Regions from separate parts of the Mus musculus genome. Here regions 1 and 2 are each linked to region 3. Evidence: chromatin loops called from intact Hi-C (ENCODE). Cell type or tissue: gastrocnemius. All regions are shown on one strand. Links, peaks and the distances in the headings refer to the core of each region. The heading gives the core; the rest is flanking DNA.

Region 1 (8,000 bases), core at 1-8,000, 340 kb before region 3:
TCAAACACATAGTTGTCCTGCCTCAGCCTCCGAGGAGCTGGGATTACAGGGTGGCTGCTTTGCCAGGTCTCTGACTGATAGAACATTTAAAAAGACACAGGTGCCCCTCTTTATCTTTTTTTTCTAGACATTTCAGAGCCAACTGTATCACCAGTCATCAGCACTGTCCAACCCACCCCTACGTCAAATCAACAGAAAGAGAAGAAAAAGAAGAAGAAGAAGAAAGAAGCTTCAAAGGGTGGATGGGTGGAAGGCGTGACAGCCGACGGCCACTGCTACTATTATGATCTCATCACAGGAGGTATGCTATTGAAGCACAGACTGCAAGAAAGTCCAGAAACACAGTATTTTTTATGTTGAGGTTTGTTGGGTTTTTTTGTTTTGATTTTTTTTTGTTTTTTGTTTTTTGTTTTTTGTTCGAGACAGGGTTTCTCTGTATAGCCCTGGCTGTCCTGGAACTCACTTTGTAGACCAGGCTGGCCTTGAACTCAGAAATCTGCCTGTCTCTGTCTCCCAAGTGCTGGGATTAAAGGCGTGCGCTACCACGCCCGGCTATGTTGAGGTTTCTATTTAATATAAGAATATGTTAAGCAGTGAGAAACCGTAACTTCATTTTTACCACAAAGCTTAGAATATTGTGTGTGTTTTGTGGTGATGCACACCCTATATTCCAGCATTCAGAAAGCTGAGGCAGGAGGACTGAGACAAGGTAAGAAACTAGCCTAGAATGCATAGTGAGATCTAGGCCAGCCTGTAGTGCAGGGTAAGACTGCCTCAAAAAGAAAAAAAAACCTGAAGAATATCCTGCTTATTGCAAATCAGTGTCGTGATTAATCTTAGAAGTTGCTTACAGATAAACTTTCTGTTTTCTCAATTAAAAAAAAAAAAATTGAAACTATACAAAAATAGAGTACTTTACCTGAAAGTAAACTATTCACATCTGTAAGGGTCTTGAAATGAAATACCTATAGGAAAGGTTTTCTCACCGTTAGACATTATTACTTCTGGGGCTGCACTAAGTCTTAAGTGAAATGCATATTGTGGTTGAACATTAAATCAACCAGAAACAGACACTTGGGCTGCACAGTTTGTTTTTGTTGCATTGTTTTTCAGCTTCAGTCTGGAGCTATTTTTCTTATCTGTCGTCTTGTGCTTCCTTTTCTTCACCGTCCTAGTTTGTGTGTTCTTGTCCTTGATAACTTCTTTTTCATTTCTTCATTCTTCATCTCTCGCTCTCTCTTTACTCAAGACAGCAGAATGCCATCCCTTTCCTTTAAAACATGCTAAGCTGACCCATTTGCACACGGGGAAACGAGACATAAAGAACCAACCGGTTCTTAATACTGGTACAATACTCGAAGATGTAAAGGTGAAACAGAAATAAACGGCCCTCAAAAGCTAGGGTCTCGCTGTGTAGAACAGGCTGGCCTGAAACTCAGAGAGCTCTGCCTGCTTCTCCCTCCCAGTGCAGCACCTCGGTGGGGGAGGGGAACTGCATGGCTTTAAGGACTTGGACAGGGGTTGACTGGCTTCGAGTTCATAGCAGTACATTTGACTTAGCTTGTGTCACTGTGCTTACTTGCAGTATATTTTTACGTGAGTACATGTCTTAGTTACTTTTCTATTGCTGTGACAAAACACATGACCAAGGCAACTCATCAAAGAAAGCATTTAAATGGGGCTCATGGCCCCAGAGATGAAAAGCCCGTAACCATCATGGCAGAGAGCATGCATAGCAGTAGGCAGGCATGGTGCAGTACCACTAAGGATAGATGTTGTTTCTTTCATTTTTCAATTATAAACTATGTTGTAGTGTTTTGTATATAATGACTCCCTTATGGCTTTTACCTAATTAAATTTTGGTGACTTGTTTTATTTAAGAGCATAATTATTTTATAATGAATGTATTTTGTTTTAAGCATCTCAATGGGAGAAGCCAGAAGGATTTCAAGGGAATTTGAAAAAGGTAACTGTAGCATAATGTTGTTTTATTCTTCCAAGTGACTGGCTTCTAGGGGTGGGGGAGTTTGGGGTTAGGTGGCTGGGGTTTGTGGCGCTGGATCTGAGGGCTTTTGAGAATGGCCAGCACTCTACCCTAAGCTAAACAAACTCCCAGTCTGGCTGCTGTGGCTTTTTGTAGAATTTTGTTAAGCAAATTTATTTCCAAATTCTGCACACATGCACACACACGCACGCACCAAACCCTATTGAGGGTAAATATTATGAGCTGATTTGCAGTCATTTGTTGTTCACATGTCTTCCCACTGGACAGAGTTCCTGGCTTTGAGAGGCGAGACAGTCTGCTTGAAAGTTGGTAGTGACTAACAGAAGCCAGACTGTTGCCATGAGCTTTATCTCCTCTCTGGACTCCTAGGGCCAGGTAGAGAAGGAAACATAGCCAAATTTGCCTTAGTTATTCAGTAGGAAGCCATTGTCATTATTTTCAGTGTATTGTTTTTTCCTTCCCATTAGACAGCAGCAAAGGCCGTTTGGGTAGAAGGCTTAAGTGAAGACGGCTACACCTATTATTATAATACAGAAACAGGAGGTGAGTGTGACCTCGGATTGTTTTAACTTAAAAATATACCCAAACTGTATATGAACTAACACACATCTAAACTTGAAAACTTTAATAAGTATTTCTATAGGAAGTATATATTATCTTTTATAAGGGATACTTAAAACCTTTCTATATATAATATGTTGTACTATGCATCTATGTTGTTCCTTTTATTTTTTTTTTTAATGTGTTTGGCTATTTTGCCTGCATGAATTTCTGGTCACCACATGTGAGCCTGGTGCTTAAGGAAGCCAGAGGAAATGATTAGATTTCCTGGAACTAAAGTTATGGTTGGTATGAGTCACCATGTGGGTGCTAGAATTGAACCCAGGTCTTCTCTGAGAGCAGCAAAAATTAACTGCTGAGCCAGCTCTCTCTGTCACTTAATGTTATTCAAGTTTTAAAGAGAGTCTTCAATTCTAAAATTACTGGATCTATGATTTAATAATTTCCCTCTGAGTGTCTATAGTTACCACCTACTTCAACTTTTGTCATGGTGAGGATCAGACTTGAGACCTAATGCAGGCGAGCATGTATGCTCTCATTGAACTACACCGAGGCCCTCACCATGGTGCACACCTTTAATCCCAGCACTCGGGAGTCAGAGGCAGGCTTATTTCTGAGTTCGAGGCCAGCCTGGTCTACAAAGTGAGTTCCAGGACAGCCAGAGCTATACAGAGAAACCCTGTCTGGAAAAAGAAAAAAAGAAAAAAAGAAAACGAAGCTGGCGTTAGAGATGTCATTTACCTGATAGACCATTTGCCTAGCACGCACAGTCTTGGGCTCAATCTGTAGCATTACATAAATGGTAAATGTAGCATAACATAAATGTAGCATAACATAAATGTAGCATTACATAAATGGTATGGGGCTCAGAGGTTAACTTGATGGGTACAGTGTGTGCTGTCCAAGCATGAGAACCTGAGTTCAAATTCCCAGCCTCCACATGGTAAGGTGTGGAAGCAAGCACTTGTAACCCCAACACTGGGTGAGCAGAGATGGCCATATCCTAGGGCTTGTTGGCTAGCCAGTTTAGGTTCAGTGAGAGACCCTATCTAGAAAGAGCGGAAAGGGAGTAGGGAAAGGAAAGAAAAGAAAGAGAAAGAAGCATACATAGATAGGAGGGGAGGGGAGGAGAATGATAGGGGAAGGTACCAGAAGTAGTCCTCTGGCCTCTACATACAAATGCATAGGCAAACACACCCACACATATACATACACCTATAAGAATATACCATATACTCAAAAACAAAAACAGGTGTAATCAAACATGCCTATAATCCTATCACTAGGAAGTTGGAGTCAGGGAACTCCTGTCATACAAAGATAAAAGTAAATAAATTCTTACAAAAATCACAGAATTCCTCAGTTAAGTCTTTGCTGTTCCTTTTCTGGCTTTTGAGACCATCTCAACCTGACCTCCAACTCAATAGTTCCTGAGTAGGACCTTGAAGTCTTGATGCGCCTGCCTCTCAAGGGCTGCAGTTCCAGGGCTGTGCCACCATACCCAGCTAGTCTTCAATGTTTCCTGTACCTAGACTTCAACTATTTTAAATAATGTCTTTTTTCTCCTACCATATATCTTATGTTCAGGTTCATATCCAACAGGACTGGAAAAAAGACAGTACTAGGGTTGGGGAGCACAGAAGATATTAAAACTTAACCATGTTCTTCTTGATATTTATGACAGTGTACAATGAAGTAAGGTTGCCATTTGGGTAGTTAAGTTCCTTCAGTAAAATGGCCTCAAGTTTCTCTGCCACGTACCACTGGGTATCTGCCCTTGTCAGTCTTCATGCTTTCCTTTCTGCTGTCAGCTCGGTATCTTCCTTAATCTGTGTTTTTAAATTCTTACTGCCCAAACCCTGTATTCGGTCTTTTAGTAAGAAATAGCCATTTGCCCAGTGAAAGCAGTGTTTCTGTACCATATAAGTAAAGTATTGGGTTTTTAGAAAGAGCCTAAGAGCTATGTTCTCTGGGGTTGGGAGGAGTTTAATCCTGATCAGTGTAATTAGTAGCCATTTTTATTCTTGATTGTTAAGTCAGGGTCTTACTTTGTAGCTGGCTGATTCTAAATCATGAAAACCAGGCAGACCTTGAACTTAGAAATTCCCCCTCCTCGGTCTCCTAGTCTCCTTCACTCTTAAAATTGTCTTAACTGGGAACAAATTGTATCTTTTTTCTCCCTTTTATTAAACTAAAAATAGAGATGAGAAGAAACATTGTAGTTCCTTTGCAAGCACAGCGACCACTAGATGGCGGAGGAGCTCAGCCAGCTGAGATCCCATTTCTAGTGAAGTAGCAAATTCAGATGGAAAACTCCAGGAAGTCTCTGTGAGAAGTTTCTGGAAATATTTGTAAAGTCATTATCATTATGGTTCTTGAAATTGTTTTCAGATAAACTGGGGATTTTTAAAACTCTTACCCCCTTTCCAAGTTCTTTCCCATTTAGAGTTAGTTTATAACTAGTAAGTTAGTAAGTGCAGACTCTCCTAAATTTTCTGAACAATAAAAAATAAAGTATAGATATGAAAATGCTGTATTATTTGGTGGTAGTAGATGATAAAGTGTTACATTGCTGAGAAGTATTGCTAAATAAGTAATGCAGTTATTAAAATGTGTTGAGCAGAATCCAAATGGGAAAAGCCTGAAGATTTCATCCCACATGGCGGGGATGTGCTTTCTAGTAAGGACAGTGGAAAGTTGCCCGACACCCTAGAAGACGCCAAGTCCTCCGATTCTCACAGTGATTCCGAAGGGGAACAGAAGAAAGCTGGAGAGGCCTCCACAGAGACCAAGAAGCTAATCATAAAGTTTAAGGTGGGGTCTCACTTGACTTTCCACAGACCTTTGCAGGCTGACTCCATGCTGCTGTTACTCCTGGTCAGCTCCAATCTGAAAATACGAAATAGAAAATCCAGAAAAAGGATTCATAGATTTTAACGTGTATGACACGATGAAATCTTACATTACAGTGTATTGTTGAAGTTTGCCATTTACTCCTGCAGTTAATCTCTTACTGTACCTGACTTATAAACTAAACTTACCATTATTGGATGTGTGTGGTTTGACATAGTGGATTTAGGCATCTACCCAGTGGAGATCTTGAAATGAGGCCAGCTAGGGCATCACAGTGAGACCCTGTCTAGGGAAAGGGAACAAGACAAGCATGTTGCAGAGCATGTGGCACGGGATAAGCAAAGATGGGAAAATTCGAAGTTCAGCCCGACCTGGGCTGCATAAGGGATGAGTTAGGAATCATTGTAGAATACAAAAGGAATTCCAGTCAGGCTACTGGTGGCTGTGTAATTTGCAAAGAGGCTGAAACCCCAGTACATGTATGGTGTTCACACTAAGGTGGAAAAGTAGGTGAAAAGGCTTTCTTAGCCCGGTGAAGAGAGAATCTCCCCCAGGACATCTGTAGGGACTGCTTCTGGCCCGAAAGGGAGTCATCGTCAGTTTTTCTGTGTAATCCTGGCTGTCCTGGACTTGCTTAAAGGCATGTGCCACCATCGTCTTTATGTATCATGATGGCACATTTTTTAAAAAGCGTCATTAAGCACAATGCATTAAAGTTTCAGACATAGTTCTTCCATGTACATGTATTGTGTAGTGTGAAAACTTAACATTAAGTGAATGATTATCAGTGTTATTAATGAGACTTTTTAAAGAAGTTAAGACATTTTTAGAGGTTGACTGTAGCTTTGCTTGAAGTGTATTATTTATTGGCCTTTGCATTACAGGAGAAAAATAAAAGTACTGAGAAAAGAATTGGCCCAGAAATACAAAAAGAAAAAAGTACTCCAAAACAGAATCCATCAAATACAAATGAAGAAAAACCCAAAACTCTTAAGAAATCGACAAACCCTTATGGGGAATGGCAAGAAATTAAACAGGAGGCTGAGTCTCAGTAAGTACATGAGGTGTCACCCATTGCTGTGTCCACGAACTTCAGCACACTGCTGTCAGAAGTCTCAGGTGTGCTCTGGTCTTTATTACATTCTTAGGATATTTTTTTAAAGATTTATTTATATGAGTACACTGTCACTCTCTTCAGATACACCAAAAGAAGGCATTGGATCCCATTACAGATGGTTGTCAGCCACCATGTAGTTGCTAGGAATTGAACTCAGGACCTGGGGAAGAGCAGTCAGTGCTCTTAACATCTTAGCCATCTCTCTATCCCTGAATATATTTTTTTTAATTTTATTTATTTATGTATGAATGTTCTATGTGCATATATGGTGTATACCAGAAGAGGGCATCAGATCCATTATATATAGTTGTGAGCCACCATGTGGTTCCTGGGAATTGAACTTAAAACCTCTGGAAGAGCAGATAGTCTTCATAACCACTAAGCCATCTGTCCAGCGCCCATTCTTAAAATATTTTTAATTTTGCTTTTTTCATTCCTAGAATATTTTTACTTTTAAAAGATGAAACAATGGTTGCTTTAAGCCAACTTAGTGATTGTTCTGTGTCCAAAGCATGACATTTCTAGTGACCACAGTCACACACTCAGCAGCAGTTTTATCAGAAAAACAAATGCTTGGAGCAAATATTCTGCAAGACACTTTAACTACAGAATGCATTTGAAGGAAAAGAAAAAGTGTTTACCCTTATTCTCTTGAAGTGTCTGACTATACTTCAAAGTGTTCTGTGTATATTATTGCCCAGAGTGTATTGTGGGTGTGAATTTTGTTTTTGTTGATTTGGTTTGGTTTGGTTTTCTTGAGTCTTGTGTAGCCTGATCTGGTTCCACCTCAAGGGTGGTAGTATTAACAGGTGTACCACTGTACCTGGCTCTAAACTTCAAAGCTCTTAAGCTCATATTCAAAGTAGCAGAAGAGGTTATCAATAGTTAAGCACAACCTGATTTATGTTACTGACTTAACTCCTCAAATAAGTTTTCTTTTTAGAGGAATTTATTTTACCAGGTAAATACATGTCACTATCAGGCAATCATTTTAGTGTTTTGGGGTATCTTTATTGTTTTGATTTTTTTTTTTTAACCTTTAAGAGAACCTTCAAGGTGAAGGGAAGGTATATGGATAAAGTAGATACTATTTAAAACCATGCTTTGAAATGGTAGTGTAGGACGGATACTTTTTAAAGATCTATTTTATTTATATGAATACACTGTAGCTGTCTTCAGACACACCAGAAGAGGGCATCAGATCCCATTACAGATGGTTGTGAGCTACCATGTGGTTGCTGGGAATTGAACTCAGGCCCTCTGGAAGAGCAGTCAGTGCTCTTAACTGCTAAGCCATCTCTCCAGCCCAGATGTATACTTTTAATGTACTTCCATTATGAATTGTTTATTATTAAAGTTCTTGGCCAAGGATGGCGCCCATAACACAAGCACTTAGGAGACAGAGGCAGGATTTCCCTCAGAAGCATACACTATGAAATGCGTATCTCAAAAAGTTGTCAAAAC
Region 2 (11,199 bases), core at 1,669-9,668, 200 kb before region 3:
GATAAGAGAGTAGCTAATCAGTTCTATTCATGAAATTGGGATTTCACCCAAGCCTGCTAATGGCAAAGCCAGACCAGAAACCAGGGTGTGTGGCATTCCTGCCTGCATGCTTCCTTCCTGGTGCTACCGCTCTGGCCCAGACCCGCATGGGTAGCCAGAGCAATTGCAGGAGGGTTAGCTGCTTACTGATGCTGCAGGTTCCGGGTCTCCCTGCCTGTGCCCCGCAGGGCCACTTCTGACAGAACAACTCAGTGCCAAGTGTTTGAGACTTCAATAGCTTGGGTTTTTCAGATCGTTGGCCTGTCCCGTCACTTTCCTTTCCTGGTCTCATAGTTGTCCCATGCAGCACCCAGTGCTGAATAATTTGCTTAGCCTTGCTAAGACTTAGTTATCCTGTCAAATGGGAGTTATAATTTCTACCTCAGATCTGTGTGTGTGTGTGTGTGTGTGTACATGAGTGTGTACATGAATGTAGTGACTAACACATAACTGATGAATAAATACTAATACCTTACGATTTTTATTTATGTGTGTGAGAGACAAACAAGGACCGAGACAAAGAAGCAGAGAGACTCGGGGGCCAGGGAGGGAGGGAGGAGAAAGCAGGCACACTCGTGCCACAGTGCTTGTGTGGAAGTCAGAGGACTTTTGGGTACTGTTTCTCTCCTCCCACCGTGGGTTCCAGGGATCAAGGTCATGTTGTCAGGTTTGTGTACCAAGTGCTTGTACCTGCTGAGCCACCTTGCCAGTTCTAAGTACCAGCTCCACTCTCCTGATGGAGACTGTCAGTCAGAATCTCTTTATCTCTACGCAGGGCATGCTTTCCTTCTGCTGTGCTCCCCGCCCCACCCCCCGCCCCGCCCCACCCCTACCCCCGCGCGCGCTTCCTGTCTGCGGTGCATCCGCAGGCATTTCCTCCTCCCAGAAACATTGCCTGTTGTATTCTAGTAACATGCAGTTTTTATATCTATTTACTGTTTTACCACCCGTCACAAAAATAATACCCAGCATTCATCAGGTATCTTTTGTGCAGCTAGTACAGCGGCCAGTCCTTTGTGCACATTTTCACAACAGTCCTATGTCACAGCAGTCGAGGATCGGGCTGTATGTTAATTGCATGTCATCGATAAAGTAAGTCAGTGTAGCACAGTGAGATCTTTGTGGCTGTGAACTCTAGCATTCATTTTTACACTCCTGGTACGTCCCTATATGTAGTGTGAAAATGCTTGTTGAATGAGTAAATGCTGTATTTCTTCCTCTTCTTCCATCCTAACTGAAGTGGGTTGAAATTATTTTTGATAGTTAGGAAAATAGATATAAAGAATTTTGTTTCAAGTAAAAGAAACAAAGCTAAATAAAAGTTATTAATAGTATCTGCATCACCCACTGGCAGATATTTTCTTTTTTATTGTGCCATTGCTTTTCTTCTATTTTGTAGGTTTTATCTAGTTATTCTTATTTTTTGAAATTATTACATCATTTCCCTCTTCCATTTCTTTCTTCCAAACCCTCCCATATAACTCTTCTTGCTGTCTTTCAAATCCATAGCCAAAGGTATTAACTGTTGTTATATGTATATGTGTATATGTACATACCTATATTCTTTTTTAAAACATTATTTATTTATTTATATCCCAAATGCTGTCCCCTTCCAGTCTTCCCTCACAAAGTCTCTCCCTATATCCCATCCCCTTTTCCTCTGAGAGAGTGGAGCCCCGTGGGTATCCCTCCAACCCTGGCACATCAAGGCTCTGCAAAATTAGGCTTAGCCACTGAGGCTAGCCAGGGCAGCCCTGTTGGGGAACAGATTCCACAGTTAGACAACAGCTTTACGGACAGCCCAGCTCCAGTTTTGGGGGAACCCACATGGAAACTGAGCAGCATTTAATTGGTACATTAATGTGGGGAGCCTCAGACCACCCCATATAGCTCTTTGGTTGGTGGGTCAGTCTCTGAGAGCTCTCAGTATTTACCAACAGGTTAAGATGACTGACAGGGAAGACCAACAGGTTAGTTGATGCTGGGGAGTTCCTACCCCCTTCAGGGCCTTCAGTCCTTTCCTCAGCTCTTCCATAAGAGTCCCTGACCTCTGTCCAATGTTTGGCTGTGGGTATCTGCATTTGTTTCAGTCCGCTGCTGGGTAGAGCCTCTCAGAGGACAGTTATGCTAAGCTCCTGTCTGCAAGCGTAACAGAGTATTATTAATAGTGTCAGGGATTAGTGCTTGCCCATGAGATGGGTCTGGTTATTGGTTGGCCATTCCTCCAGCCTTGGCTCCATGTTTGCCCCTTTATTTCTTTTAGACAGGACAAATTTTGGGTCAAAAGTTTTGTGGGTGAGCCGGTGTCCTTATCCTTCTACTGAGGGGTGCTGTTTGGCTATAGGAGGTGACGTCTTCAGGTTCCATAACCCCACTGTTAGGTGGCTCAGCGAAGGTCACCACATTGTCTCATACCTATATTATATCTTAAATACAATGTTCTTGGTCTGTAGAATGTTACTTATGTGTGTACCATTTGGTATCAGATAACCAATTGCTGTGCCCCTCCCGGAGGAAAACTGTTTCTCCGACTTTCAGCATTCTTTAGTTGCATGTAATTCTTTATGCAGAGTGTAGGGTTTTTTCTTTAAAGAAAATTAGTAATTATAAAGATTGAAAAAAATACAAAATAAATAGAGAAGGACAAATTTGATTGTACAACCTGTGGCAACCCAAGAAGAAAAGTTCCGAAGTCAACTCAGTTAAAGACTAAAGAGATTCTGATGTGACACTAATTACAATTGTTAGTAGTTTACTGGTTAAGACTCATGGTTTAACCAACCAGAAGACTCGAGATTCTTATTATATTAATTGCTTATAAGAAGCACAATGGAAGCTAAAGTTAAAAGTAAAAGAAATAGATGAAGCATGCTAAAGATGAACCAGAAAAAAGAGATCCACACCAAAAGGTATGCCAAACGTGACTAGTTTAAAAAGACAAGATGATGCGCCCCAGTTAACTTTCATGTGCTCCCTGTTGCAAAGTGTATCAAGTTATCCCCACCATAGGAAGTCAAAGACAGAGAAAATCCTACATAAACAAAACCCACATTTCTTATAGAAAGATAGCAATCAGCACCTACGTTCTTTCCAGGAACCAAACAGAAAAGAGAGTGGGTGAGATAGAATTCTAAAGGATCTGAGAGGGAAAACAGTCTAAAATTTTGTGTCCAGCAAAAGTATCCTTCAGATGTGGAGAGGTCAAGGTTTAACCAAACAAGTCTGCCTTGCTCCTTAGTAGGTCTATCTTACTACAGCTGTTAGGCATTCTTTTTTTGTTGTTTTGGTTTTTCGAGACAGGGTTTCTCTGTGTAGTCCTGGCTGTCCTGGAACTCACTTTGTAGACCAGGCTGCCCTCGAACTCAGAAATCCACCTGCCTCTGCCTCCCGAGTGCTGGATTAAAGGCGTGCGCCACCACACCCAGCTCACTGTTAAGCATTCTTAAGAGAGAAGAAAAACTGGAGTGGTTAGAAACAAACGTCCAGAGTGTTAGAGACAGAATAAACTAAGGCAAAGCTGCTCTTTTCCTTTCTTATTTGATTTGTAGAGCTTACAGAATACAACGTAGGTTGAGTGATTGTAATTTAGGGACTCGTGGGATGAGTCGTGGAGATGAGTGAAGGATAGGAAGAGCTGGGGGCTCTGGTCCAAGGCACCTGTGTGATCTAGGATTTTTGGTAAAGTGATAGTTGAAAGGGGACTAAGAGCAGTTGTAAAGCTATGTTGCAAACTCCAAGGCAACTACTATTCAAGAGTCTTGTATTTGAGAAAATAGAAGTGTAGCTAATAGACCAATGGAGGATACACAGTGGGGAATGCTGCATTAAAGAAAGCCAGAGAAGGGGAAAAGGCTAAAGGTTAAAGGGTTGTGGAGGGGGTGGGGGGGGTGGGGGTGGGGACAGCAGGATGGGTGGAAGGATGAAAGGAAAGAAGGAAGGGAGAGAGGAAGGAAGGAAGGAAAGAAGGAAGGAAAGAAAGGAGGCAATAAATAAATCCAATACCATCAAAGAGGAAAAGCATACAATACAAAAGACAACAACAACAAAAGTACAGCTGTCGGACAGTCCTTTCTGTGCATCTGGGTAGCTCTGGCCACCTGTGGATGACCACTGACATATGACCAGTGAGTATGAAGAACTGCTTTTCAATGTTTAACTTTAAATGCAAAGGTTTTTTGTTTGCTTGGTTTCTGTTTGAGACACTGTGACTGTGTAGCCCTGGCTGCCCTGGAACTCTCCATGTAGACCAGGCTGGCCTTGTGCTCACTAACATCCACCTGCCTCTGCCTCCAAGTGTTGACATGAAAGACCTGCACCACCAAGCCTGACATAAAGACCTTTTAATATTTATTCACTCTGTGTGTGTGTGTGTGTGTGTGTGTGTGTGTGTGTGTGTGTAGCTTGCAGGAGTCAGTTCTCTCCTTCCACGATAGACCCTGGAGATAGAACTCATTATCAAACTTTTTTCCCAACAGCCATCTTGCTGGCCCCTTCACCTAAATTAAATAGCCATTGGGGACTAGTGCTAACATTAGGCAGTTCTTCTCAAAAGGGGCATCATTTGCAGTTCCTCCACCAAAAGGGACACCTTTTTCAAACCTTGCAAGATAGCTGTGTGTCCTAGAAGTTGTCTCCTTTCTAGCTTGCACCCTTGCTGCAGCGTATTTATCTACCATAATTGTCATCCTCATTAGACACGACTCAAAGGTAACAGTTTTCTTAAGGCCACACAATGTCTCAACTCCGGGTCTGACCCAGACCCATCCCTTTCAGCTTTGAACTGCGTTCTTGCCTGTCATCCCCAGTAATCTCGTAGTATCAGGCTGACCTGGTGTGAGGTCCAGGTCCTGTCTGTCCAACAAGAAAGCCCCTGAGAACAGGTCCCAGAAAACCCCATAGAAAGTGCTCATAGCTGTTCCCTGACTTCTATCTATGTTTATATGCATCGTTGGTTCAGGACCGTGGTTTCTGAAATGATGCAGTTGGGCGGTCAGTTCGTTATTTCTCCCACTAGAGGGCAGGCTTTCCAACTCAGTATTATTTACCTTATTTGTTTATTTCTTAAGAATGAGCATGTGTAGTCAGGTGGTGGTGGTGCATGCCTTTAATCCCAGCACTTGGGAGGCAGAGGCAGAAGTTTGAGGCCAGCCTGGTCTACAAAGTGAGTTCCAGGACAGCCAGGGCTATACAGAGAAACCCTGTCTGGAAAAACCAAAAAAGAAAAAAAAAGAACGAGCATGTGTGTCTGTGCGGCAGGTTGAGTTAGTTTTTGTCTTTGCTCTTTGGGAGCAGGTTCATCACCTCGGGTGTTTACCACGGATGCTTTTCCTCTTTGATGGTGCGTGGGTTCCTGATCCAGTAGGTTGCTGGTGGCTGCCCTCTGTAGAGATGAACAATTCCACGAAGCTTTTACTAAGTACAAGTCTGTTTACCTGACATTAAATGGCAGCGTGAGCATTTTGTGTGGGAAGACAGTGTTGATCTCAGGGTGAGAGGAATAGGGCTTGGCCTCAGGCAGGGTCCCACCCTCCTGGGCTTCTACTTCTTGTCAGCATATTTTCTAGGAAACAAGATTCTGTCATGTTTTCAAACTGGAAGGCTCATTTTGGTTACCTCACTGGTACCATCCCAGAATAAGTCATACAGGGTAAGACGGATTGGTTTGTTTCTTAACACTCAACCCAGAACACTCTGTCAACAAACATTTGTGTATTTTTCCCCTAACAAAGACCAGGTCCCTGATACTAGCTGGGTGTCTTATACTTCATGTCAATTCTGACTGTGTCTGCCTGAACTTAGTAACATCAGCTCCCACAGGTTAAGGGCTCCAGTCCCACAAGACGGCTGAAGTCTAGGTATTCAGTGCCTCTGACTGACTGGCTGGAAATCCTTGTGGTCCTCTCCTCCAGTTGGATCATTTGTTAGAACGGTCCTAGAGCTCAGGGAAGCATGCACTAACTTGTTTCTTTTCTTTTCTTTTCTTTTCTTTTCTTTTCTTTTCTTTTCTTTTCTTTTCTCTTCTCTTCTTTTCTTTTCTTTTCTTTTCTTTTCTTTTCTTTTCTTTTTGTTTTTTTGAGGCAGGGTTTCTCTGTATAGCCCTGGCTGTCCTGGAACTCACTTTGTAGACCAGGCTGGCCTGGAACTCAGAAATCCACCTGCCTCTGCCTCCCGAGTGCTGGGATTAAAGGCGTGCGCCACCACACCCGACTACTAACTTGTTTCTTATAGAATATTAGAAAGGATGCAGGTGTTCAGTCAGATGGGAAGAGGTGAGGGTGGAGACATCGCTTTCATGAGTTTGGGTGCTTCGCTCTGCTAACACTTCCAGAGGATTATGGGAACCTAGAAGGCCCTCAGCCTGGCTGTAATGGAGAATACATTAGGTATGGTAGACTGAAAATTGGCCAGGAGCAATCAAGCCTATATTTAGGCTCCTTGCAGATGGGATGGTCTGGGGTCAAAACCCGAGCCGTCTGACCCTGTCATTGGCTTTCTCTAACACCAGCCCCAATTTGAGGCTCTACAAGATCCTCAGTCACCAGTCACCTCATTAGGACTTGGTTCCAAAGCATCATCTGGGAGGTTTCAAGGTTTGTAGGTGCTGTGGACCAGAAAACACCACCAGGGCCAAAATTGTTGTCGACATTTCGCAGTTGACTTAATTAGGAGTAATTTTGTGTCATGCATTCATCCCATGTACAGAACACTGCCTGGTATGTAAATCCATTTGTTGAGTTGAAACATCCATTTGGCTCTTTCAAAGGTATTTCAGAGAATTCTATTTATTTGTTGCCTTCTATTCTTTTGGTTATCATACAAAGGCATGGGCTGGTTTCACTGTGACATTTTTGTACGTACGTATTTTTATTTTGTGTTGTTCTTTATCTCTCTTGCCTGCCTGCCCCCAACCATGTTCTGATTTCTTCCATATTATACTAATAAAAGGAGAAGTCCATCAAGAAGGTGTGATACTTGTAAATCTGTATATACCAAACATTGGGACTCCTGGGCTTATACTACAAACATTAGCCGAGCATAGTGGTGCATGCCTTTGATCCCAGCACGGGGGAAGGGGTGGGGGGTGGGGGTGGGGGAGGGGGCAGAAGGATCTCTGTTCTACATCAAGAGCTCCACAACTGCCAGTGCGACATAGAAAGACAATCTCAAAACAAGCTCATGGAAACTGGATACAACTTGGAAAATGTAAGCCAGGGCTTCGAGCCTTGCATATATATATATATATGTGTATATATATATATATATATATATATATACACATATATATATATAGTATTTGCAAATTCAGGAATGAACAAAAGAGAGAAAGAAAGAAAACTCAGACTCCTGTGTAGAAGCAAAGGTCCAGAGACACTGACTTTCTAGTCTGCTGTTTTCTCTCCCTATGGGTCCTCTGTAGTGTTCGAAGCACAAGGGACCTGCTGTTAGTTATTCCTTCATGCAGAATCTCCTACTTCTCACCAGTGTGTTGAGATCACAGACAAAGCCTACCTTTTCAGTACATAATGCCCAAGTCCAGCGGGAGGGTTCTGATTAGCAATGAGCTCAATACAAACACTGTGCTGTAGAGCCTTGGGCAGAATTCCAAGCTGTCTTGAGTTGAGCTTCAAGCATTGGAGACTGGAGGGGAGCAGAGGTGAGGAAAGTTGATCAGCTGGCAAGGTGGGAATAGTATTCTGGCGATTTGAAAGGTAAAACCTAAAGTTAAAGTTTCATTACTGCCCTAGCCACCTTCCCTCCAAGTCTGCCGGCTTTATACGCTGCTCCATCCATGTCCACGGGGAAACTAGGTCGGAACAGACAACTTCCCTCTCCAACTGTTCATTAAATCACAATGCTTAGTTCTTGTTCAGTGGACACTGCCCAACACTCCGAAAGCCTGCTGCTCCTTCTGCTGGCGCTTGGGGGTCCCAGGATGCAGCGCTTTTCTTGCTAGTGTCTACAACAGCTCCTTAAACCATTTTATTTCAGAGAGTCTGTGGCCTCTAGCATGTGTGTGTGTGTGTGTGTGTGTGTGTGTGTGTGTGTGTATGTTGGTGCATGCACACTCCATCTCCTGTCCACAGCAACTGTTTCATAATTATTCACCCTTAAATATATAATTAGAAATGTTGATGGGGAAAAAAAAGAGTAGAGGAGATGTGATTATACCTGGCTGAGTTGGGAGGAGATAGAAAGGGGGAGGTCAGAATAGGGGCTTGGAGCAGAAAAGGATGAAGTCCCAAGGCAGCAGGCCACAGCTTCCACTCCTCCCAAGCTGTCATGTGATGGTTTGGTCTGCCACTTCCCAAGATATGCTTGTTTATGTTAAGGGGGAGTACCAACAGGAATGGGGTAATATTTGCTGAAAGTCAATTGTGCGCATTTATTTTTAAAAGATTTATTTATTTTATGTGTACGAGTACACTGTAGCTGTCTTCAGATACACCAGAAGAGGGCATCAGATCTCACTACAGATGGTTGTGAGCCACCATGTGGTTGCTGGGAATTGAACTCAGGACCTCTGGGAGAGCAGTCAGTGCTGTCAACCCCTGAGCCATCTCTCCAGCCCCCAATTGTGAACATTTTTAATAAGGGAGAATTGTGTTTGATAAGGAGAATTTATTGGCTTTCTAGTATAAACACTCCAAACCCTGTCTTGAAAAAACCAAAAAACCAAAAACCAAAAACAACAACAACAAAAAGAATGCTAACTGGAAATGGCCTGGGATTTTGAAACCTCAAAGGCCCCCAGTGACACATGGAAACTTGGTGGCATACAAGCAGACATGCTGCTGGAGAAGGAGCTGAGAGTTCTGCATCTTTATAATGAAGGCAGCAAGGAGAGACTGTGTACCACACTAGGTGTAGCTTGAGCATAGGAGACCTCAAAGCCCACCCGTAGAGTGACACACTTCCTCCAACAAGGCCACACCTCCTAATAGTGCCACTCATTTTTAAAAAATCTTTCTCGTTTTTAGAAAAGATTTATTTCTTTATTTATTATATGTAAATACACTGTAGCTGTCTTCAGACACAGTGAAGAAGAGGGCATCAGATCTCACTATGGATGCTTGTGAGCCACCGTGTGGTTGTTGGGATTTGAACTCAGAAGCTTCGGAAGAGCAGTCAGTGCTCTTAACCACTGAGCCATCTCTCCAGCCCCAGTAGTGCCACTCTTATGGGTCAAGCATTCAAACACATGAGCCTCTGGGGTGACCATTCCTATTCAAACCCCCACAGGGACCACTGTTGTTCAAACCTCACATTAAGCAACTCCATTCCTAAAAAGATGAGATTCCAGCTCCACACAGTTGTTCACAACAGCACTACTTGTAACAACCAAAAGAAAAAGAAAAGTAATTTTCCCAACAGCGGCTGAGCAGCTCAGTAAGTTGTGCACATCTCTACAGTGGAGATGTTATCTGGCATTGAAAAGCTGAGGTGCTGGCACACGCTCCAGAATGGACGAACCTTGGGGACTCAAAGGAAAGAAGTGCCAACTTGTCTAACTCCAGGCTAGGAAATGTCCAGGAGAGACAACTCACAGAGATGGGGTCAACCGATGGCTTTTAAGAGCTGGGTGTGTGTGCATGCGGAAAGGATGGGGAGGAAATGTCGATGGAGTGGACTTTCTTCTACAGGCTTGAAGTTTTCCTAAAGATGGGGCCAGCAAGAGGGCTCAGCAGGTGAAGGTGCTTGTCACCAAGTGTGGTGGCCTTGAGTTGGATCCTTGGAACCCACATAGTTGAAGTAGAGAACTTACCCTTGCAAATTATTCCCTGAGGACCTCATGCATGCTGTGACATACACACACACACACACACACACACACAGAGAGAGAGAGAGAGAGAGAGAGAGAGAGAGAGAGAGCATCAAATGAGTGGGATTTCTGTGAGGTTTATCCAATACAGTGATTTAAGAAAGAGGAATGGAGCTGTAAAAGCTGTATATGTGCTTCATGAAGACAGTACAGAAATACCCCGCACACCAAGAAGGGAACTGGAGCCTGGCTCCTCGGGCAGCCTTCAGCACCTTTGGAAACAGTCTGTACTCATCCATGCCTGGGACATTCTCTGCTGTGGTACTCATAGCCACAAATACGCCAGTCCACTGTGGGCCTAGACCAGTCCATCTGTTTTAAGAAATATACGTGCAGAATATAGCCTGTGAAATATGAGGCAGAGATGCCAGTGGGTGCCAAAGAAATTCAAAATGCTCATCGGACCAGTGCCTGGAAGGAAAGAGGGCACTGTCATGAGGGAGTGTGTGAGGTGCTTCTCTCAAAGCTGACCCTGCCACACAGAGACAGTGCAGGCTAGCCATACATCTTCCATGATCACTCTGCTCAGAGCCCCTTGAAGAGTCAATACCGGTATCTTTTGGGGGTGGTCACAGTTTATTCCCTCAAAAACATCCTATTTTAAAAAAAATGGAGTCAGCATAAGACTTAGTGCATTAGGTTTCTATATAAAAGAAACATATGTGAGACCAGGGATGTGTGTGTGTGTGTGTGTGTGTGGTGCAGCTTAGGTGTGGCACTCTGGTCTCCCATGTGAGCCCTGGGGTCCAGCCCTAGAACTGAAACAAAAGAACAAAACAAACAACAACAACAACAACAAAAAACACAAAAATATTGAAAATCTGGGTTACGGGATCCAACTTTCCTGGGGTGTCTGTGGGGGAGTCCTCGCCCTTAAAAACTATTTATTGTGTACTCCTCTGCTCTCTAAAATAATTATAGGATCCCTCCTACGCTTTTCATTCTAAGCCCGTAGAGTCCATTGCACCTTTTAGTTCCTGGGCCTAGCGGTGTCGAGAGCAGAATCTACCTCTAGGTGGAGACAGGCCCTTGTCTCTTGTCTTAAGGGTTAATTCAGCACTGTGGCAGGCCAGGGACCTGGCTGGCTAGGGGACCATAAGAAGGCCGCTCACCTTAGACAGAGTGCTTTTTCTGTCCAGACTCTCGCTCCCCCACCCCCACCCCCACCCCAAGCCCACAGTGTAGCCCCTACAGCCAGCAAAGTTGCCAGGAGGCTCAGGGATCTGTCCCTGTCTGATGGCCGACATAGAACACAGAGCTATTTGTTTTTCTTTTCTGCAGTAGGACCAGGTCTTAAGTATTCTTTCGAAACTCCTTAACCAAAGCTCTGGGCTTCCTAA
Region 3 (11,199 bases), core at 1,307-9,306:
GGCTGTCCTGGAACTCACTCTGTAGAGCAGGCTGGCCTCAAACTCAGAAATCCGCCTGCCTCTGCCTCCCGAGTGCTGGGATTCAAGGCATGCGCCACCACACCCAGCTCCCGTTAGAAATTTTTGTGCTTCAATGGGAAGGTGAAAATACAATTCACGGAAAGAGAACATGTATTTGCAAATCATAGCCAGATAGGAGCTTTTATATAAAAATTTGATAATGGAACAGCAAAAAGACAACCCAATGGAAACTGGGCAAAGGATTTGAATAGCTATTTCCTCAAAGATACACAGCCAGTCAACAGACACATGACGACCAGATAGAAGTGCAACACTGTTAGGTACTGGGAAGGGCACGTCAAAACCATGAGATGGTACTCTATGGACACTGGAATGGAAACAGACAGTAAAAACCACTATGAAAATGGGACGAAACAGGAACCTGCATGTACCGCAGCAGGGATATAGACTAACACAGCTGTTTTGAAAGACAGTCTGGAACTTCTTTCAAAAGTTACACATGGAGTTTTCTCATGACCCAGCTACTCCACACCCAGGTGCACGTGCAATATAACCAAAAGCCTGTGTCCATACAAAAGCAAGTATACAAACGTTCATAGTCCCGAGGTGTACGTATGCAATGATAGAGTACTCAGAAACAGAAGAAGCTGAAGTTCTGAAGTAGATTACAGCATGGTTGTACCTTAAAATATTATAACTGAATAAAGCTTGCCATAAATATTTACATACCATGTTTTATCTTTTACAAAATGTTCAGAATTTGCAACCTCCCCCCTCCCCCAAGACAGAAGTGGGCTGATGGCTACCTGTGATGTTGCCAACATGAAATCATAGCACACAATTTTTGATCAAGAATGGCATGTTCATGCTACTTGTTACGATGGCTGAATTGAGCAGTTTAGTAGATCAGACTGGAGGAGGATAATTCTATACTTTGCAAATTTCCCTTTTCAATCAAGGATCAGATATCCTGCCACTCGAAGTAAACCTTTCTCTATGTACTTGGGAACCTTAGCATCCCTAATGTAGAGAGAGAGCCAAATTACTGCTACAAGTAAAGAATTCCATCCCAGAATCAAATGATGGGCATGGTCAGTATGCTAAAAGTACCATATGAAGCTGACTTTAGGAACTGAATCTCATGTTTAGATTTGAGTACTATCCCAAAGAAATCTCATCATCTACACAAACATTCCAGAAGTCTAAAAGAACCTGAAACTTGCAACACTTTCGGTCAAAGCATTCAGAAGGGAAACTCAATCTGTATAATAAAAGCAAATGAATAGCCAGCCCCTGGTTACTGTGATGGCTAGTTTTATGTCAGCTTGACTGAAGCTAGAATCAGTCATCTGAGAGGAGGGAACCTCTATGGGAAAAAAAATGCCTCTGTAAGATCTGGCTGTAGGGCATTTTCTTAAATAGTGATCAAGGGAGGGGGGCTCAGCCTATTGTGGATGGTGGCATACCTGGGCTGGTAGTCTTGGGATCTATATGAAAGCAGGCTGAGCAAGCCATGGGGAGCAAGCCAGTAAGCAACACCCCTCCAAGGTCCCTGCCTCTAGGATCCTGCTCAGTTTGAGTTCCTATGCTGACTTCCTTTCATGAAGAACAGTAATGAGGATATGTAAGCCAAAAAAAAAAAAAAAAAAAAAAAAAAAACCCATAAAAACAAAAAACAAAAAACAAAACAAAAAACCCCTTTCCTCCTCAAGTTGCTTTTGGTCATGGTGTTTGACCACAGCAGTAGTAACCCTAAGACAGTTATTAAACTGAACAACCTAAAGAGGAAATTACACCACCTGTGTTTCTTGTGGGATAATACTATTTTGTGTATTTCTTGGTGAATATTTTGAATAGAGAAGATCTATGAATAGTTTGAATATTGTTGTTTTGGGTATGTTGGTATTTAACAACAATTTAAAAAATTTCATTGCATAATTTCTACAGGCTTGTTGGCTGGGTGGTTGTGGCACTTTTTTTTTTTTTTTCTTTTGAAATGAACCTTTACCTTTATAATGTACAGAGTTTGGGCTCCTATGAAATCATAGACTTTAAAGGTATCTCTAAAGGTAGAAGAAAATACCAACTGTCATATGCTCACATTGAGCTTCATTGCTTAGAAGGATGGCATTCCACAGTCAGTTGGAGTTCACACATATTAGAGACAAGTAAAAATGATCATGGCAGACAAATTGTAGACCTTACGGCACCTGACTCACAGGTGTCCATTCAGGAGCCACAAACTTAGCAGTAGGAAGGAAAAAGGCTAACAACGAAACTGCTCAGAGTTCTCTGTCACCCTAGTGAGATGTGAGCTCATAGAAAAGGAAGATTCATCCTTCTAGGAAGCACCCAGGGTTCCAGTTCTTCACGGGACCTCACAGAACCTCAGACACACGTCCATTGGTTCTACTGTGTACCCAGAAGCTACCGAGCACTAGCCGGGGGCGGGCTTACAGGAAGTACTGGGGGCACAGTCTTCAGGCAGTACTGGGGGCACAGTCTTCAGGCAGTACTGGGGGCACAGTCTTCAGGCACCAGCTTTGGGTTGGGAGGCCTGCCTTCCAGACAGATCAGAGTGAACGATCACTGTGTGATCAGGGAAGGCTGCTGGCCCACCAGCCATGTGGAGACAAAGCGGCCCTCAGCTATGAAGGCTGGGGCCCAGCAGTGGGTGGACTGAAGGCACGGAGCCCACAGTGCATGTCTGAGGTCGGGAGGACAGTGGTCTGGCTTCGTGGTCAGCATTCTTCTTAGGAGTAAAGAATCTTGCTTTTTCATTCATAAAATACAGAACATTCTAGAACACCATTCTGGCCCAGATCAGATTTCCCCCACAATGAATACAATAAAAAATATTTTGAATCTTATACTGAGGTAGCTTTTTGGAAAACTAATAATTTTCCTTTTCTTCTCCCCTTTCAGACTTACACAATTCTATTTTTACCTTATCTTGGGAGGCGGGTGGTCACTGCCCATCTTTTTTGATTTTGAATTCTAAACCAGAGTTCTCGCCTTTTTCTGTAAAGGCCAGATGGCACACACTTCATCCTTGGTGGATCGTGTTGCAACTTACCCAGCATTGCCTTTCTAACACAAAGCAGGAACAGGTACTACCGTGCGAACATAGCTGTGCTCCAATAAAACTTTATGTGGATACCAAAATCTGAACTTCATTTAATTTTCATGAGTTACTTGATACAATTTTTGATTTTTCAAATGCTAGAAATGCTTAAAAACAAAACAAAATAAGACAAAACATGTGCTGGGCTTGGTGGCACATGCCTTTAATCCCAGCACTCAGAAAGCAGAGGCAGGCAGATCTCTGAGTTCGAGGCCAGCCTTGTCTACAAAGTGAGTTCCAGGACAGCCAGGGCTATACAGAGAAACCCTGTTTTGAAAAACCAAAACCAAAACCAAAACCAAAAAAAAAGACAAAACATGTTTGTCAGCTCAACAAAACCAGGGACATATTTTGCCAGTTCCCCAGATTACATACTCTTCAAATAAATGTTTAAGGTTTTTCTGGAGAAGCTAAGAGTCTGTAGGGAGGGGTAACAAATTCAACAGCTTGACAAAGCTTGGGGAGAGCTTGGCTTTGTCTCCTGCTGTGTGCCCACCCTGCTAAGAGGAAACAGAAGTCAGTAGGGAGAGTTTTGCCATTCTCCTTAAAACTACTAGAAACCCTGATGTTGCTGCCTAAATTTCAAATGAAGGAGATTTCATTTAGAAGTCTGGATTCTGAGATGCACAATGCCTTGTTGGCCTGAGACCTTCCTGGCTTGTGTCACACCTGTGTCACCAATACCAATTTGTGTGCGTTTGATCAAACTCTTTTGTAGTCTTCTCTGAGAGTACCACCTCTACGTACTTAGTCTTTAGGCCTTAGGGAAGCTAAATGGTGGAGAGAATAAAAACAAGGCAGACAGCTAGCACCATCAACTTGACAGGATCTAGACCAGTGCTTCTCAACTGTCCTAATGCTGTGACCATTTAATACAGGTCCTCATGGTGTAGTGACCCCCAACCAATGGAAAACAATTATCTCATTGCCTTTTCATAACTGTAATTTTGCTACTGTTCTGAATTGTAATGTAAATATATAATATGCAGGATATCTGATATGTGACCCCTAAGAGGGTCCTGACACACAGGTTGAGAACCAGTGATCTAGAATCGCTGATCCAGGAGGCAAACCTCTGGGTGTGTCTGCGAGGGACTTTCTAGATTTGGTTATGTGAAGTGGGAAGACCTGCCCTGAATGTGAGCTGTGGGCATCCCATGGCTGATGTCTCAGGAGAAAGCTGGCTGAGTGCAGCCTTCCCTCCCTCCCTCCTACAGGGGACAGAATGGGGCAGCCATATGTTCTTGCTGCTGCGACTTCCTTACCACTAACCTGAATTCCGCTGAACTTCGAGCACAAATGAGCCCTTGTCAGACATTTTGCCACAGCAACAGGAAAGGGACTGACCCATAGGCTTCTACAGCAGAGAGAACCAGGCTGAAATTACAGCTCTGTTCTTCACTAGCACAGCAACTGTGGCCAAATTACTTAAACCTCAAAATGGAAAGAGAAGCACATACCGAAAGTAGTGGCTATCATGATCTTTCTCTCTCTCTCTTCCTTCCTTCCTTTCTTACTTTTTCTTTTTCGTTTTGGTTTTTGGTTTCTGGATTTTTTGAGACAGGGGTTCTTTGTATATCCCTGCTAAGATTATAATATACCCGATTTTATAGAAAAAGAAATTAAGTCCTAAGAGGTGGCATGAGTCCTCAGGGAGACGTGCTAACGGTTCAGGAACGAGGACCTCCTTCCTGGATTACAGGCTGGAGGACATTTCTCTGTACCTGTGGCTTCAACAGGACCCACACTGTGTCCCATCTTTCAGGTTATGCCACCTCATACAATGCTTCTCATACAAGACTTTCCTTTGAGGGTCAAAACTCTTCTAGTGCAGATAGCCAACTGACTGTTTTTTAATTGTCATTCTTTTGGGAGGGTGACATTAGCAGAGACAGCTTATTCAGAGGTTGCACACTTCAGGGGCTCGGATGATGGCTCGGTTGGTGACGTGCTTGCCATGAAGCCTAAGTTCAGTCCCCTAGAACCCATGGGCGATTGGTGCACATCTGTAATCCCAGCACAGGATAGTCTCTGGAGCTGCTGGCTTGGCTGTCTAGCTGAATCAGTGAGCTCCAGGTTAAATAAGAGCTGCTCACCTTGACCTCTGGCCTCTATGTGTGCATACATGCACCTCCCACAAAAAAGATAGCATGCTTCCGAGGGAAAGAAGCAGGCCAGGGAGGGGCTAAGCAGCTCAAAATGACCCGGCTATAAAGGACGAGCGTTATTGCACTTAAGGGTCATGGCTTGTGTACCCAACAAGCCAGGTTTGGTCAATTGTCCTCAATAAGCTAACTAAAGAAGCCATACTAATAGTAAAAGCAGAAAACAGGCATTATTCAATGTGGCAATACTGGGATGAAGACAAGGAAATCTATCAACTTCTCCAAGTCTACCTTGAGGGGCCTTGACAGAGGGTAGAGTTTTAATAGGAGGCAAGAGGCACATGGTAGTTCAGCTATGAAAAATGTCACCAGAGTAAAATGACTTCAGAAGCTGCTGGAACCACTCATTCTCCCCTCTTTCTGGAGTCAATTTGTTGTGGGTGACAGACACCCTTTCTTTTTATCCCTCTGTGACTGTCATAATGCTGCCGTCCTTAGGTGTGCCCTGACAAGCCAGGGTCAGCCACCCATCCTAATCACGTAACCAAGGAGCCTGGATATTAGTGAGAGCAGACAAAGAGAGGCACCCAATGCGGTCATGCCGATGAAAGGACAGAGGGATCACTGGACCCCTCCCCATGTCTGTCTTTTTAACTACAGTTCTGCAAGACTAAACTGACAGGAACTGCTCAGGAGATGGAATTCTAACATTGACTAGGCTGAGGCAGTTCTGTTTTAAGCTCGCTGACACCCTCTTGTGGTCAGCAGAATAATTTTAGTTAAGTATAAATTGGGAGTGATTTAGAAGTTAGTGCTTAAATATAACAAGATAAATAAGGGTAAAATGACATTTTAAAGGTTATTATATTATTTTAGGCTTTAGCCTATGCTTAGAGGCAAAAATATTTCCAAGTGTCTCTTCAAGAAACATCAAGGTGAGAATGGATGTTTTTCTTGTGGTGCTGTTCATAAAAGAAATACTATTATAATTAAGAATAATGTTCAACATATGTGGTAGTAGCCATATTACCACCAATTCCTTAGGCTTTTTTTCTAATGCTGTAAATGAAAGAATATTCTGTGATTCTCTGGATTTCACTGGTTTGTGTATGGATAAGAATCCTATTTGGGGAACTTCTCCAGAATGTTGCCTTATCAAGATGCACTCCATGAACACAGCTCTGGAATGGGGTGTGTGAGAATACCCCATGGAGAAGCTGGCGAACCTGCAGCTAAGTGAAAGTAAGTTTACAGATGCCCCCTTTGTATTCAAATGCTGACTTAAGAGTCAGGGATAACTAGAGCAGCAAGGCAAATAAGGGTAGCCATACACCTGTTACCTGGGGCTAACAGCCAAGGGGCCATCATACAGACAGAGGAGGGAGGGAGGGCCTTTCTAACTTAGCATGCCAACCAGTGTGGACAGGAGGAGTGGTGGAGTAAGACATCACCACTTGGCAACCATCACTGTATTCGTACACGCAGAGAATGCCAAAACAATGGATGAATATTGACAGGTTTGGAACACACGCCACAAACACCCATCCTAATCATAATGGGAAATAGCGCTCGCTCCAGGTGAATCCCATCGGAGAGAACACCTCCACCTCACCATCGGTGGACCAGTTCTCCGTGCCGGATAGGGCACACTGAACGGAGCCATGTTGTCAGTGACTTTCCTGCCAAAAATTCGTACTCTGGGTCCCGAATCAAAGGATGTTTTACAAAACAACAGGTTGTGGTCTTCAAAATACCACAGAGAACCAGTTATGAAAGCCAGCAAAATGAGGAACTGATGAGACAGAAAGACACCAAAGAGGCCGCTCTTCAACTCCTTCCTGTTCTCACTGGGCACTGGAGCTGAATACGGTCTGGGGACAAGGCTTCTACACTGTATCAATCTCACATTCCTGAGCTTGAGGTCTGGATGGAGGCCATGCCATGTGCCTGGGGAGGAAATACTCCGGTATGTAGAACTAAAGGATATGTACATTTTACTTTCAAGCAGTTAATGAAAAAGAGACACATAGGCACAGGTATCACATGTAACACAGAGAGAAATTAAAAAGACTTCATAAACACAGTGTTTATGAAGGTAAAAAAAAAAAAAAACAAACAAACAAACCAAAGCAAACCAAAATCAAAACGGTTAAATTCCCAAAGGGCAGAAATCCTAAACAGAATTTGACTCCTAATAACGTGACCCCGTGCCCCGTTCTCATTCAAGGCATGTCAGTGCAAACAGATTCCCCTCACATTTAGAGAAGATCAGAACATGTAGTGATAAACTTGGAGGAGAAAATTCGAGATCTATTTTTAAAGGACATTCTATTGGAGTTTTAGGGAAAAAATCACATACATAAATAAATATTAAAATATACTTCTATTTGCCACACATCATCCATGCATGCAAGCATCAGGCATCTGTCGTGGAGTTGGGCATTGGCGAGAAGTGAGCTATTTTCAGAATGGTTAACTAATTCCTGTCATACTTTTACAACAAACCCAGCTTACTCCCACCACCAATCCAGAAGCTATAGGGGAAGAACAACCATTGCAATAGTAGATCCTGTTAGCCACGAGACAGTTCCTCCACACTATGGGCCCCTCCAAGCCAGGCCAGGACACCGCAGTTTCTGGTGGTACATTTTCATCAATAGGAATTCAGTGTGGTTAAGGAGATGGTTTTCAATCGAGCATAGTGCTTTTCCTTTGGGTTAACACAAGGCCTATGTAAGTATAAGATTTTCCAGGAGGGGTATAGGAGAGTGTTCTTTATGGGAACATTGCCCAACCCACACCAGCAATGAAGAATGTATTGAGTTTAGCAGCTTAATCTTCACTCCTAAAATAAAATGCAATGAGAATTACTCAGCTTTAAGTAGCTCATTCTGTGATCAGCTGATAGAGTGTCTGGCATGTATAAAGCCATATGTGTATGTATGTATGGTTTATATGTATATATATATATATATATATATATATATATATATATATGTAAGATGTATGAAGGGTCTGATTCTCAGTATAGCAGAAACAAGATGTGGTGGTATATGCCTGTAATCCCAATACTTGGACACAGAAATAAGAGGATCAAGTAGGTCTTTCTTGGATAGATAGCCAGTTTGAGGCTAGCCTGGGCTACATACAACTATGCATCAAAAAGAAAAACTGGGTGAAGCTCACTAAATGCAAATGTATTCAGAACAGCAAAGAAAAAGTTGGCAAATTTTATCCTGGCAACGATAAAGCCTCATAAGAGCCGTGGTGCCACTTGATGGTGAGTATGTGAGAAAGGAGCTAGCCCTGAGGAAGAACAGCTCTCATGCGTGCTGACTCCTAGCTATGAGCTGGACACTTTTACTCTGGGATTTCCTGGTTCTATGAGACAGGAAATTACCATTTATAGCTTAAGTTAGTGTTAACTAAATCAATGTTCCTATTAAACATCATCTTACATTCTGTCTTTTTTTTTTTTCCTTCTGAGACATAATCTCATGTAGCCCAGGCTAGCCTCAAACTTACTATGTAGCTGAATCTGGCCTGGAATTCCAGACCATCTTTCTACCTCTTAAGTCCTGGGAGTAGAGGTGTGCTACAACACCCTGGTATGGTTTTTTTGTTTTTGCTAAGATACAAATGTGTGCCTTCATCTTGCACAACTTTTGATTCCACAATGAACCTGCAAACACATAGATAATAGCTTTTTTTCTTCAAATGCATAAGGAGAATTACTGTTTTAACCAGCGGCCCAACCCTATTTATTTATCCTACAAATCATAAGTGGCGTGCAACACAGCTGTATCATAACCATAACTACAATAAAGGGCTTGTTCAGCATAAAGGGCTCATTCTAAGAGGTCTTCTAGAATTGTCTACTTGATAAAATATTTTTTAATAAAAGTAAATTTTGAGGGCTACTGGGTTAAACTATTTGTTTTCTTTACAGTGGGTATCCCCAACAACAGATGTACTAACTGACTTAACCTGTAAACATCTTCTCAGTTACAGTGTCTTGCAACGGCTAGCACATAGGCTCCTGTCTTAGTCAGGGTTTCTATTCCTGCACAAACATCATGACCAAGAAGCAAGTTGGGAAGGAAAGGGTTTGTTCGGCGTACACTTCCATGCTGCTGTTCATCACCAAAGGAAGTCAGGACTGGTACTCAAACAGGTCAGGGAGCAGAAGCTGAGGCAGAGGCCATGGAGGGATGTTCTTTACTGGCTTGCCTCTCCTGGCCTGATCAGCCTGCTCTCTTATAGAACCAAGACTACCAGGCCAGAGATGGTTCCACCCACAAGGGGCCTTTCCCCCTTGATCACTAATTGAGAAAATGTCTTACAGCTGGATTTCATGGAGGCATCTCCCCAACTGAAGCTCCTTTCTCTGTGATAACTCCAGCTGTGTCAAGCTGATGCAAAACTAGCCAGTACAGCTCCCTAGAGAACAAAGTTCCTATGATGCTGCACTGAAAGACAGCTGACTGAGCGAGCGCACTGCACTTTCAGACCTGTAGCTTCCCACTTGCCCAACCATTCTGCTGTGCCTCTCTCCCTGCATCTAACAACCCCCATGGCTTTAAATGCACGTCCCTGGTCAGGATCATAACTCACACTAGCTTGAAGCTCTGACCTTTAATTTCAAACGGCAGCAGAACACTGTTACCGGAGTATCAGCCCTGCAATCTCACCACCATGAACACAGCATATTCAAAACACTCGAATGGCCAGGCGTGGTGGCGCACGCCTTCAATCCCAGCACTCCGGAGGCAGGGGCAGGCGGATTTCTGAGTTCAGGTCCAGCCTGGTCTACAAAGTGAGTTCCAGGACAGCCAGAGATATACAGAGAAACCCTGAAAAAAAACCCAAAAAAATAAAAAACCAAAACACTCGAACGCCATTTCCTTTCCAGTGTCCAGACTGCCTCGGTGTTCAGGCATTTTGTCAGACACTAACCTACAACTGCCTACAGTTCCTGCCCTCTCCAGCCAGCCTCCTCCAGCACACCGAGTCATCACCTGGGCCTCATGGCTGTTCACTGGAGAGGCTGGTTCCCATATGCTGATCAATACCAAGGCCACCCAGCCTCTAGTAACCCATAGCAACTCCCACTCAAGGAATCAGAAAGCCTCACCCAGCCTTTATGCACTCTGGTCTCTTTCGCCCTGGACTCCACTTGTTAGGAGAACCATTTACTTGAATCAGCCTTGTCTAAAAGCATTCAATGATAACTAATGGCTGCCTGGAGGGTGAATTTCCTTCAAACTGTTTTGAAAAATGTTCTGAGTGCACAGACGGCCCAGAACCTCACCCACACTGTTGCTAAGCTCATGTGCATCCTGTAGCTCCAGGCTTACCCTCACCTTGGCTTTGCTGCACATCCCACGCCATCCTGGGGATACCAGGTTTGAACCTGGACTTGCCCTCTGGGCTTTGTGCTTGGCTATGGCTCTGCTCTCGGCTCCTGTGGTTCCTTTTCCTGGTCATACCTGGATTTGTGGCAGAGCTCTTCCTCTTGTTAAGAGAGCATGCCATGCTAATTCTTACACCTATGTCTGGACCCGTGGGCTTTAAAGTGCTGTCGTAAATTGTTCTCTGCTTACTCAAACACATCTAATCAAAGAGCCAAGCCTTGACTAGAGAAGTAACTCGGAGGTAGAGAGCTTGCCTCACATACAGGCCCTGGGCTTATGTACCTGAGATCCCAGTACTGTAAGCAAGAGCACGGCACAGGCCTCACAGGCCTTCATGAAACACGGAACTAACTACATACAGTTTGGCACCACCTGGCTCCTTGCTTCGATTTCGTGATTAGCAGCCACATGGACTACGTTCCCTATAGAAGGTCCTGACGGTGGGTTCCCAGGAAGTGCTCCACCAGGAGCAGCTGGCTAAATGACTTTCAAAGGTGTCACGTACCTATTGTTTGTCTATAATTCAATGCATGAC

The links. A loop is a pair of places that touch in the nucleus more often than their neighbours do. Peaks named below come from ENCODE experiments on the same cell type or tissue, not always from the same donor. Only the 100,000 strongest peaks of a DNase experiment are listed, where the experiment ranks them.
Region 1: a loop joins it to region 3, with 6 times the contacts of the local background. A loop is called at or near these places in 14 of 42 quality-filtered maps.
Region 2: a loop joins it to region 3, with 9 times the contacts of the local background. A loop is called at or near these places in 34 of 42 quality-filtered maps.

What each region holds. Positions count from the first base shown.
Region 1 is chr14:79,464,653-79,472,652 of GRCm38, reverse strand. Wbp4 (WW domain binding protein 4) reads left to right here. Exons shown (of 10, transcript NM_018765.3): 5 at 128-301; 6 at 1,920-1,966; 7 at 2,473-2,548; 8 at 5,190-5,380; 9 at 6,304-6,470. Among named protein-coding and RNA genes, the nearest start is that of Elf1, 13 kb to the left of the region's middle. In gastrocnemius, for the core only: a CTCF peak has its summit at 4,813 (motif pointing right); a DNase peak (open chromatin) is centred at 4,818.
Region 2 is chr14:79,321,066-79,332,264 of GRCm38, reverse strand. No RefSeq gene overlaps it. Among named protein-coding and RNA genes, the nearest start is that of Rgcc, 25 kb to the right of the region's middle. In gastrocnemius, for the core only: a CTCF peak has its summit at 5,046 (motif pointing right); DNase peaks (open chromatin) are centred at 5,039 and 7,955; H3K27ac peaks cover 795 bases.
Region 3 is chr14:79,119,535-79,130,733 of GRCm38, reverse strand. All of the region lies in intron 37 of Vwa8 (von Willebrand factor A domain containing 8), which reads right to left. The region is part of intron 1 of Gm30970 (a long non-coding RNA gene); the gene reads left to right. Among named protein-coding and RNA genes, the nearest start is that of Gm30970, 10 kb to the left of the region's middle. In gastrocnemius, for the core only: a CTCF peak has its summit at 6,010 (motif pointing left); a DNase peak (open chromatin) is centred at 5,914; H3K27ac peaks cover 387 bases.